2 separate regions of the Homo sapiens genome follow, and region 1 is linked to region 2. A link is an interaction called in ENCODE POLR2A ChIA-PET data of the cell type or tissue named here. Cell type or tissue: Panc1. All regions are shown on one strand. Each heading gives the region's core, and the rest is flanking DNA. Links, peaks and the distances in the headings are about the cores only.

Region 1 (5,386 bases), core at 112-5,111, 130 kb before region 2:
TATGAGAGAAAACATGAACTTTTCATCTGCACTTCATTATAACATGCTGTACAATTAATTGTTCTGTAGGATTTTTTGATGCATGTCACTGAAATTGCTCTAATTTTCACTTGACAACAATAGTTTAATGCTATAAAAATATCCATATATGCATGTGATGGTTTGCAGCTTCTGAAATATGGTCATCTGTTCCAGGTTAAAAGAATTCGAGGCAGCATTCTTCCTGAAGGCCTTTTGTTATTAGTTTGCTTCTCAAAGTCATCTTCCGAATCCTGCTGTGCTAAGCATCACCCCAGCTCAGCCCAGTTATGAATTTCATTGCTGAGCTCTGAGCCCAGGTTGTCTGGCAGCATTTCTGATTGTAATCAGTTTTGTGCAGTGAGATCACCTTGCTGACCACGAGCGGTGGCTCCCAGCACTGCAAAGATATGTGTGGGGCCGGCCTGCTTTTGTGACTGCAGCATTCACCCTTCAGGGGACAGACAGCGGCTCTTGCTGTCTCAATGCCACTGGAAGAACTCCAAAGGGTGCCTGGAGGACCAGCTTGGACTTTCAGTTCTGTTGCTTACGAGTGTGTGACCTTGGACATGTTGTGCGTCTCTCTGCCTCTCGGTTCTGTGACCTGGGCATAGTTAACACCTGCTTTTGAGGTCTTGTGAGGAATAAATGAGACATTTTATTGAAACAGCTACATTGATTTTACAATTCTCAATTCTGACCCATGAATGAAATAGATTTCATTTCATTATGACTGACATTAAAAAAATTAGAATAGATATTGGGTATAAAGTTTCTTTATGGGGTGAGGTAAATGTTCTAAATTAGATTGTGATAATAATTGTACAACTCTGGAAACGTACGAAAATCTACTGAGCTGTGTACACTTTAAGTGGGTGAATTTTGTGGTATATAAATCACATATACATATTTTTGAGACAGAGTCTCGCTCTGTCACCACTCTGTAGTGCAGTGGCACAATCTCTGCGTACTGCAACCTCTGCCTCCTGGGTTCAAGCAATTCTGCCTCAGCCTCCCAAGTAGCTGGGATTACAGGCATGTGCCACCATGCCTGGCTAATTTTTTGTATTTTTAGTAGAGACGGGGTTTCACCATGTAGGCCAGGATGATCTCGATCTCTTGACCTTGTGATCCGCCCACCTTGGCCTCCCAAAGTGCTAGGATTACAGGCATGAGCCACTGCGCCTGGCCTATAAATCATATCTTAATAAAGTTGGTTATACAATAAAATGCCCTTAAAAATCCATCAACCTCTACACTTGGGATTCATGAACTTTAGTATATATGTTAGACTTCAATTAAAAAATTTGGCTGGGCGTGGTGGCTCACACCTGTAATCCCAGCACTTTGGGAAGCCGAGGGGGCAGATCCCTTGAGGTCAGGAGTTGGGAGAGTAGCCTGGCCAACATGGTGAAACCCTGTCTCTGCTAAAAACACAAAAAATTAGCCAGGCGTGGTGGTACGTGCCTGTAATCCCAGCTACTTGAGAGGCTGACTGGGAGAATTGCTTGAACCCAGGAGGCAGAGATTGCAGTGAGCTGAGATTGTGCCACTGTACTCCAGTCTATGTGACAGAGTGAGACTTCATCTCAATTAAAAAAAATAGATATAGGCTGGATGTAGTGGTGCACACCTGCAACACCAGCACTTTGGGAGGCTGAGGTGGGAAGATCTCTTGAGGCCAGGAGTTTGAGACCAGCCTGGATAACATAGCGAGACTCTGTAGCTACAAAAAAAAAAAAAGATAAAAAATAAAAAAATTAATTGAGTGTAGTGGTGCATAGTGCACACATGTAGTCCTACCTATTTGGGAGGCTGAGACAGGAGGATCGCTTGAGCCCGGGAGTTTGAGTTTGCAGTGAGCTATGATCACACCATTGCACACTAGTCTGGGAGATGGAGCAAAAACCTGTCTCTAAAAAATGAAAAAAAAAAAAAAAAGACATAAGAAATAGAATAGAAAATAGCAGAGTGCCTCACATGTAGTAATAGTTAATATCATTTTCATGAACTATATGTGTAAATGTGTGTGTATGCATGTGTGTGTGTGTATGTGTGTACGGGGCTGCAATAGAAATGTGTTTCTAACAGAGGGCTGTTGCTGTAAACATCCACTGGCCTAGCGTCTATCCAGTCAGAGCAGACATTTAACAATGATTACTTATACCCCTTCTCCCCTTCCTTTCCAGAAATGCAAATAAAGAGGAAGAGCACACCCATGTTCAGTAATTGACTTTGACTTCAGAGTGTTGGCCTGTTTTCTGACATAAGAGAGCAGAAACTCTGACTAGCTGGAGGAGCCCCGTTACCACCCCCCTTCCGTGTGTGTATGTACACACACATGCATGCACACAATTAAATCAGGCTCTCTTTTTCTAGTTAAATAAACCCCACACTTGCCAAAGGAACAAATAGTTGGCCTATTGCCAAAGAAAATGTGCCTCTGGGCTTCTGGTTTTGGAGGTTTTGCAGTGTTTACTTTCCAGTGATCTCCACTTGACTCCTTACCTCTTTCATTTGGTTGTAAATACCACAATTTAAACTAGCTACCTGCTGCTGTGACCCTGCATGGGAGGTTGTCTTGACAGATGTGGCAGGCTTCCCTGGCCCCTTCCTCCTCTAGGTGAGTGTGGGGTGGAGGAGGGTGGGCATGAGCAGGAACATGGCTGTCGTGGGGGTGAGTGTGGGGCAGGGACGGCAGCCACTGCCACAAGCAGGACATGGACTTTGTGCTCAATCAAGGTAAATAGATGAAGTCATCCAGTGCCTGGTGACCTTTTGAAGATGACGCAGTATAAATAGCCTTGGGAAGACTATTTCATCAGGGTTGAAACACTTGTGTTTCTGTTGCTTTCTGATGATTATTTTCCTTTGGTTGTTTGCCCCTGTGACACATTTCAGTAACTACCAGATGGGCCTTGGGTGGATGTATCCAATGGGAAAACCAATTTGGAAATGACAGGGCTGGCAGCTGCCTCCTCACTGAAATCTGGGAAATCAGAGAATCGAATCAATTGAAGAACTCTTAGACTTTACTTTGGTTTTGTAAGTTCTGGGTTCAAATTCCCTTTCATATTGTAGATAGAGTTAGACAACTACTAATTTGTGGCCATATTACAACTGATTAGGGTAGAGGGTTAGTCTCTGATTGTAACCAGCTACCTTGGAAAGGCCACGCCAACTCTTTTAGGTCACTTAGCTTTCATCAGTGCCCGAAGGGGAAGTTTCTACCAAGCAGATGGCATATGGTATGTAGCAGATGGTAGATGGTATATGGTAGATAGTGGATGGTAGATATTAGATGGTTGATAGTATATGGTAGATGGTGGATGACAGAGAGTAGATGGTATATGCTGGATGGTACATGGTATATGGTAGATGGTGGATGGTGAATGGCATATGACAGATGGTAGATGAAGAATGGTGGATAGTACATGATAGATGGTTGATGATAGACAATTGATGGTAGATGGTAGATGGTGGGTGGTATGTGATGGATGGTGGATGGCAGATGGCAGTGGTATGTGGTAGATGGCAGATGGTGCATCGTAAATGGTGCATGATGGTGGATGGTGGATGGTAGATGGTAGATGGTAGATGATGGATGATACATGGTATGTGGTAAATGGTATATGGAATATGGTAGATGGTGCATGGTAAATGGTGGAGGATGGTGGATGGTAGATGGCAGATGGTAGATGGTGGATGATAGGTGGTATATGATGAATGGCATATGGAATATGGTAGATGGTGGATGGTAGATAGTACATGGTGAATGGTAGATGGTGGATGGTGGATGGTAGATGGTAGATGATATATGATGAATGGTATATGGAATATGGTGGATAATAGTGGATGGTAGATGACAGATGGCATATGGTGGGTGGTGTATGATGGATGGTGGATGGTAGATGGGAGATGATATATGGTATATGATGAATGGTAGATAATGGATGGCAGATGGTATATGGCATATGGCAGGTGGTATATGTGGTATATGATGAATGGCATATGGAATACAGTGAATGGTAGATGGTGGATGGTAGACGGCTGATGATTGATAGCATAAGGTATATGATAATAGATAGGGCCCAGATTTTAAAGTCCAGCTGCCCAGTGAGAATGCTTTTTCTGCTTCTCACTTGCACCACAATCTTTGTGCCTTGGTTGCTACAGCTGCAAAATAATAGCACCTCACTTGTGGGATTTGTTTTGTTAAGGCAAAATTTTTATAACACAAAATTTTCTATTTTCACACTAAGTGCACCGTTCGGTAGGATTAAGTACATTCACATTATTGTAAACCATCATCATCATCCATCCACAGAACTCTTCGTCTTCCAAAACTGAAACTCTGTACCCATTAAATGGTAACACCTCATTTCCCACTCTCCCCAGTCCCTGACAACCACCATTCTACTTTGAATCTCTATGAATTTGACTACTCTAGGTACCTCATGTAAGTGGAATCTTACAGTATTTATTATTTTGTGACTAGCTTATTTCACTTAACATAACGTTTTTAACACTCACCCAGGTTGTAGCATGTATCAGAATGTCCTTTTTAAAGGCTGAATAATATTCCATTGTATGGACATAACAATTTTATTTATCCATTTATCTGCTGATGGACATGTGGTTGTTTCCCCTTTTGGTTGTTGTGAATAATGCTGCTATAAACATGAGTGTACAAATACGTGTTCAAGTCCCTGTTTTCAATTCCTTTGGATGTCTACTCAGGATATCCAAACTTGATGGAGTAATTCTATGTTTAATTTTTTAAAGAACTAACATACTGTTTTCTACAGTGACTGCACTATTTTATATTTTCACTAACAACACACAAGGTTTCCAGTTTTCTCCACACCTTTGTCGACACTTGTTATTGTCTGGGGCTTTAAAAAATTTATTTATAATAGCCTCTGTGATTTTGGTTTTGAAGGCTAGATGACAGAATGTACAGAAAACACTTAGCCTGTAGTCCCAGCTACTCGTGAGGCTGAGGTGGGAGGATCGCTTGAGCCTGGGAGGCAGAGGTTGCAATGAGCTCAGATGGAGCCACTGCACTCCAGCCTGCATAACAGAGTAAGACCCTGTCTCAAAAAAGTTAAAAAAAAGAAAGAAAGTAGAAAAAAAAAAGTAGAAAGAAAGAGAGAGAGAGAAGGAAGGAAGAAAGGATGAAGGAAGGAACTAATGAAGGAAGGAGAAAGAAAGAAAACACTTAACAAACTTAGTGCCTGGCTCAGTAAATGATAGTTGACCTTGCTGTTTCGGGTGCTGCTTCTCTTTCTGTAGAAGTAACTTAACTGTTAATCTTCATTATAGATTAACTTCTCCCTCTCCTCTCTCATACAAAGACTGTATGCTG
Region 2 (5,386 bases), core at 74-5,073:
TTAAGCGAGGGGTGAATTTCTTGCATTATTCTAGGGAATTTGAAGAATCTCCAGGAGGGCCAGAGAGTAGACTTGGATGCCACCCAGCCAGCAATAGAGAAGTTGGGACCACCCAGCCAGGGACAAGGCCACACCTCAGCCATCACCACCCACAAGCAACGCAGCATGTATGAGCTGGGACAGGACACCAGAAACTACCTCATGATTGCTCCGGAAGAAGCAGCTGCAGGTGCTCAGCCATCTTTATTTCCTGCCACCCCCAAACTATGAAGACAGCAAAGCAGCCTGTGGAGAGGCTGCTCACAGAGGCAACCCCACCCTTACTTGGTGATGGCACGTGGAACTCCACCTCCCAGGTGGAAAATGGAAAAATTGTTTCCTTCTCTGATCTACTGCCTGAGCTGTCATCAGGATTTTGAGGACTGACTTAATGAATAAAATATAAAGGCTTAGCGTGAGCCTGGGATATGCATGGTGGAAGAGAATAAATAGCCTTTTGTATATCAAAGATACTTTCTGGGTAACCCAATCTGAGAAATAGCTACTTCAGCCACATCTGCTGTTAGGGAAGGCTGAGAAAATAGTGACTATAAAATGAAATGAGGCTTGTAGGTGAACCACATGAAATCCTGTGAACCGGGGAGAAGTCACCAGCTATTACAATGGAGTCTAGCTAAGAAGGGGCACGTGGGGGTGGGGAGATCGTGACCAATCAACAGTGCAGCTTGAAAATGTGGGTTTTCTCTTGGGAAGCTTCATTCCCTGGGAAGGAAGAAGCTATAACGAAACAGGAGCAATGAAGCTTTGCCTGGAGAGGATGCTGCTCACATTTGCATGTTAAATGAACTGAGGCCTCTCCTGGCTCCCCTTGGAGGGCTCTCAGAGGCAGCTCTAGCCTCAGAGGGTCTCTTGCCCACATCTTACTCTGGTTCAGAGCCCACATCCCCAAAGAGAGCCTTGTACACAGCAGGTATTCAATCAATATTTGTATTAAATTGCATTTTAAAAGCTGATTACTTGAGTGACCCCTTCCCCTACCCACCCCCAAAGACTGTCCTCCAGTATCTCTTTGTGCATATCCTGAATTCAAGCTGCAGTGAGAGGCTTTAGCAAGAGAGAGAAAACCCACTCTAAAAGCTTCATTTGCGACAATTTCCATTTTATTTCTCACCACCACCAGCCTTTGGACGAACAGGTCCTAAAGAGCTATGGAAACAGCATCGTGGAAACAGCACGGTGAGTTTCAGACTTGTGTGGCTTGGCAGGGCAGCCTTGTTTTTAGTTGTGGTGGCTTGCCAAAAAGGCTGGCTCTCCCTCAGCTAGCTCCCCTGGGCACTGTTACCTCCAGTAGAGCCTCTTTACTCTGAGGGGTGGCCCCTGCAAGGAGGTCCCTGCTTGGCAGCTTTGTCTTGCTCATATACTGGGTATATCCCCTGGAGGGAGGCATGAGGCTCTCGGGTGGCCTTCATTCTTACACCCCTGCGTACACCTGTGTCCAGGTACCACCACCTACACACTGCCCAGGCCTCTAAGTCCACACGCTCGGATTCTGGTTGCTTTTATTTATTTCTTTATTTATTGACAGAGTCTCATGCTGTCATCCAGGCTGGAGTGCAGTGGTGTGATCATAGTTCACTGCAGCCTCAACCTCCTGGGCTCAAGCAATCCTCCCACCTCAGGTTCTTGAGTAGCTGAGCCCAATACCATGCCTAGCTAATTCTAGTAGCTTCTGATAAATTCTCTCTGTTTACTCAAGATACAGTTATTGAATGACTGGTCTGGGCCAAGCATTATTCTCGGCGCTGGGGATGCAGCAGGTATGAAATAGATAAAACCCTCTGCCTTTATGGGAGTGGTGGGGATGGGGCAGACAAACATCTAACATAATAAGTAAGTCAATTTTTTTTTTTTTTGTGAGATGGAGTCTTGCTCTGTCACCCAGGCTGGAGTACAGTGTCACGATCTTGGCTCACTGCAACCTCCGCCTCCTGGGTTCAAGCAATTCTCCTGACTTCTGAGTAGCAGGGACTACAGGCATGTGCCACCATGCGCAGCTAATTTTTGTATTTTTAGTTGAAACGGGGTTTCACTATGTTAGCCAGGCTGGTCTCAAACTCCTGACCTCAGGCAATCCGCCCACCTCGGCCTCCCAAAGTGCTGGGATTACCGGTGTGAGCCACCATGCCTGGCCCGTAAGTCAATATTATGATAGGAGGTGATACTCTTTTTTTTTTTTTTTTTTTTTTTTTTTTTTTTTTGAGACAGGGTGCTGCTCTTTCAGCCAGGCTGGAGTGCAGTGATGCAATCACAGCTCACTGGAGCTTTGGCCTCCTGGGCTCAAGCAATTCTCCCACCTCAGCCTCCCAAGCAGCTGGGACTACAGGTGCACACCAGCATGCTGGGCTAATTTTTGGATTTTTTGTAGAGATGGGCTTTTGCCATGTTGCCCATGGGGCCTCGAACTCTTGGGCTCAAGTGATCCTTCCACCTTGGCTTCACAGAGTGCTGGGATTACAGGTGTGAGCCCCTGTGCTTGGCCAGGTGATATGTGTTTTAGATAAAAACAGCAGGATAAGGAGTGCAGGGGGAGGAATTAGTATGTAAAAGAGGTCATTTTGGTAAGTCTTGGGTAACCTTTTGCTAAGTGCTGGGTAAGCCTTCAATCTAAGGCAAGCTCACAGCAGTTTTGGAAGGAGAGCTGTGGGCATGAGGAAAAGAAAGGAACCAAGGGCGGCTGCCCAGTAACCGGCAGGACCCAGATATCTTTGCTGAGATGGAGAACTGAGGGAAAGGCTAGATTGGGGCAGGGGCTGTTGGGGGAGCACAAATAACTTATTTTGGATGTTATTTATGCAAACTTTAAAAACAAACATTATGAGTGGGGAGGAGAGGCCAGGCGTGGTGGCTTATGCCTGTAATCTCAGTACTTTGGGAGGCTGATGTGGGAGGATCACTGGAGGGCAGGAGTTCAAGACCAGCCTGGGCAACATAGTGACATCCATCTCTAATTAAAAAAAAATTAATTTCAAAAAAGTGAGGAGGAGAGTGAATAAAGGGAATACAACTGAGATGGGCAATGGAAGGAAGTTCTGCCCAGACACCAAGGAGGAAGGAGGGTGGAGGGTGCAGGAACAGAATGATGCCTCTGGAGCACTCTGTCCCCCTCCTTCTGCCCCCAGATGGTAATCAGGCTCGAGTGGTCCAGAGCTTCTGTGGTTCAGCTTGTGGACACACCCTGGTGGGGATTGTGCTCTGATGGGGGTGAGGACTCCTCCCCAGGAAAGCCCAGGGCTTCTGTTCACATCTCTGTCTACCCCCCAGGGGAAATGCAAGGGCATCTAACATTTATCTCTGGTTTGTCTGTTTCACAGGGGGCCTGGATCATACTCAAGGTCACTAGATACTTGTTACATGAGTGAATGAAGTCATTCAGTACTCATTGGCTCCACTGGGCTCTGACTTGCTGGGCATGACAAGCCCACCAGGGAGCCCTGGATATCCCTCCTCTTTCCAAGCAGCTGGGGAAGCTGGTTGCCCTGGAAACCTGTTTTAGGTGGCAGCATCTTCCTCCAGGAGGTCGAGGTGTCTCCTGGACCTTAGAGACTCCAGGACACAGGACAGAGCTCTGAACTGTGGAGCCGGGAAACCTGGTTCCAGTCTCAGCCCAGATTTACCAGCCGTAGACTTGGCCAAGTCACTCACAAAACCCAAAGGGTGAGGCAGAGCTGGCCCTGCCTGCATGGCAGGGAGATTTTGAGAAGCATGAAGAGAGTCAGGAAGTGCCTGGGGATCGAATCCACCCAGCAGTGCAAGGCATTGCTCTCCCAATTCTCCATTGGGAAAAAAAAATCCAGACAAAGACAGTACAGAGAATATGGTAGCCAATACTGCAGCAGTCACCACCCGGAAAAACAGACACTAATATAATAACTTGTGATTTTTGCTTCATATCTCTGTGGCATAAAACCATGACACATAAAGTTTATGTCCCCCTTTAACCATTCCTCAATGCTATTCCCCTCCTCTCTCCCCCTCCTCAACGGCAACCACTGATATGTTCGCTCTATTCTGTGCTTTTCATATTTTAAATATATTGTTTATGGGAATGATCATATATAAGAAATATATTATACTGTTTGTTTTAAAAGTTTGCATAAATAATATCAAAGTAAATTATTTAAGTGTCCCCAGCAGTCCCTGTCCCCGTCCACCTTTCCCTCAGTTCTCTTCCATCACAGTAAAGAAAACTGCCCAAACCTGGTCACCGCCCCTGGACTTTCGAAGTGGCTTCCTACTTGGGGTCCTGCTTCCAACATTGGCCCTGTGAGTGACAAGGATCTCATTCCTTTTGTGCTCAAAGCTCTGGCCTCTCTCTCCCTCCTTGGCCTTGCCCAGCCCAGCCCCACCCCTGTCCTCAGAACCTCACACCTGTCGTTCCCCACCTGGGGTGCCCTTCCCGCTGGCTGGCCCCTCACCTCTCTCAGATTTCTGCTCTAATGACAGTAACTGGAGAGGCCTTGCCTGAAGTCCCCTCCTCTTTCTCCTTACCTTGCTTTTTGGTTATGCATCCTCCTCCTAATTGCTTTATTTATTTATGTGTTTAATCACCATCCTCTTACTTTTCTAAGGCTCGTCCTGATTTTTTTCACATCCTGGTATCTGAGCCGGCAGTGATTCTATACCTGGCAGCAGCCTGTGCGGCAGAGCTGTGTGTAAAGGGGTCCATGCAGAGCCCTGGGAGAAAGAAAAATGAAGGGGAAAAGGTTGACCTGAGCTTTTTCACCTGGGGCTGGAAAGTGGACCAGAGCCTATCATTCCAACCTGCAGGTGCCTAAGGCCCAACAGAAAGTTCACCAGGAAAGACCAAGAGAATTGGGGTGACCCTCCCACAGTATCAGAGGGAAGGGGAGTGGGGAGGAGTACAGCAGTGCAGACCAGCCCCACAGGTGCTTAGCCAGGCCTTTGGTTCTGCCAGGGAAAGGAGGGTGCCTTCCACAGCATGAAAACTACACCACGTCCCAATGTGTCCGGGACCTGCCGCCAGCCGCCTGCACAGTAGTCAGGTGGATGCCACCGGGATACAGCCCACACTGACTCCTGACCCCAGGGGGTACAGCCCACGCTGACTCCTGACCCCAGGGGGTACAGCCCACGCTGACTCCTGACCCCAGGGGGTACAGCCCACATTGACTCCTGACCCCGGGGGTTACAGCCCACACTGACTCCGGACCCCGGCGTGGGAGGGGCTGGCCCGAGATGAAATCTCGAAGGTGGGTCAGGCTAGGTCCTGGAGTCAGGGGAAGCGTGGGGTTCAGGCCAGGCCTGGGTTCTCCCTGAAGTGAGGCTGACTCTGAGCCTTTCTTGAAACCCCAAATGTCACAGCAGT

Evidence for each region. ChIA-PET counts read pairs that join two places held together with the same protein. Peaks named below come from ENCODE experiments on the same cell type or tissue, not always from the same donor. Only the 100,000 strongest peaks of a DNase experiment are listed, where the experiment ranks them.
Region 1: POLR2A ChIA-PET joins it to region 2 with 7 read pairs; 2 of 35 experiments call an interaction of 5 or more read pairs at or near these places.

Annotation. Positions count from the first base shown.
Region 1 is chr1:229,218,760-229,224,145 of GRCh38, reverse strand. No RefSeq gene overlaps it. Among named protein-coding and RNA genes, the nearest start is that of TMEM78, 28 kb to the left of the region's middle. RefSeq lists enhancers at 2,205-2,704, 2,705-3,206. In Panc1, for the core only: no CTCF peak of the experiment used is centred there; DNase peaks (open chromatin) are centred at 2,525 and 2,795.
Region 2 is chr1:229,087,937-229,093,322 of GRCh38, reverse strand. It overlaps LINC02815 (long intergenic non-protein coding RNA 2815), which reads left to right. Exons shown (of 5, transcript NR_186727.1): 3 at 35-1,236; 4 at 1,586-1,817; 5 at 3,372-5,386. Among named protein-coding and RNA genes, the nearest start is that of LINC02815, 64 kb to the left of the region's middle. RefSeq lists enhancers at 1-897, 898-1,830, 4,549-5,267. In Panc1, for the core only: no CTCF peak of the experiment used is centred there; no DNase peak of the experiment used is centred there.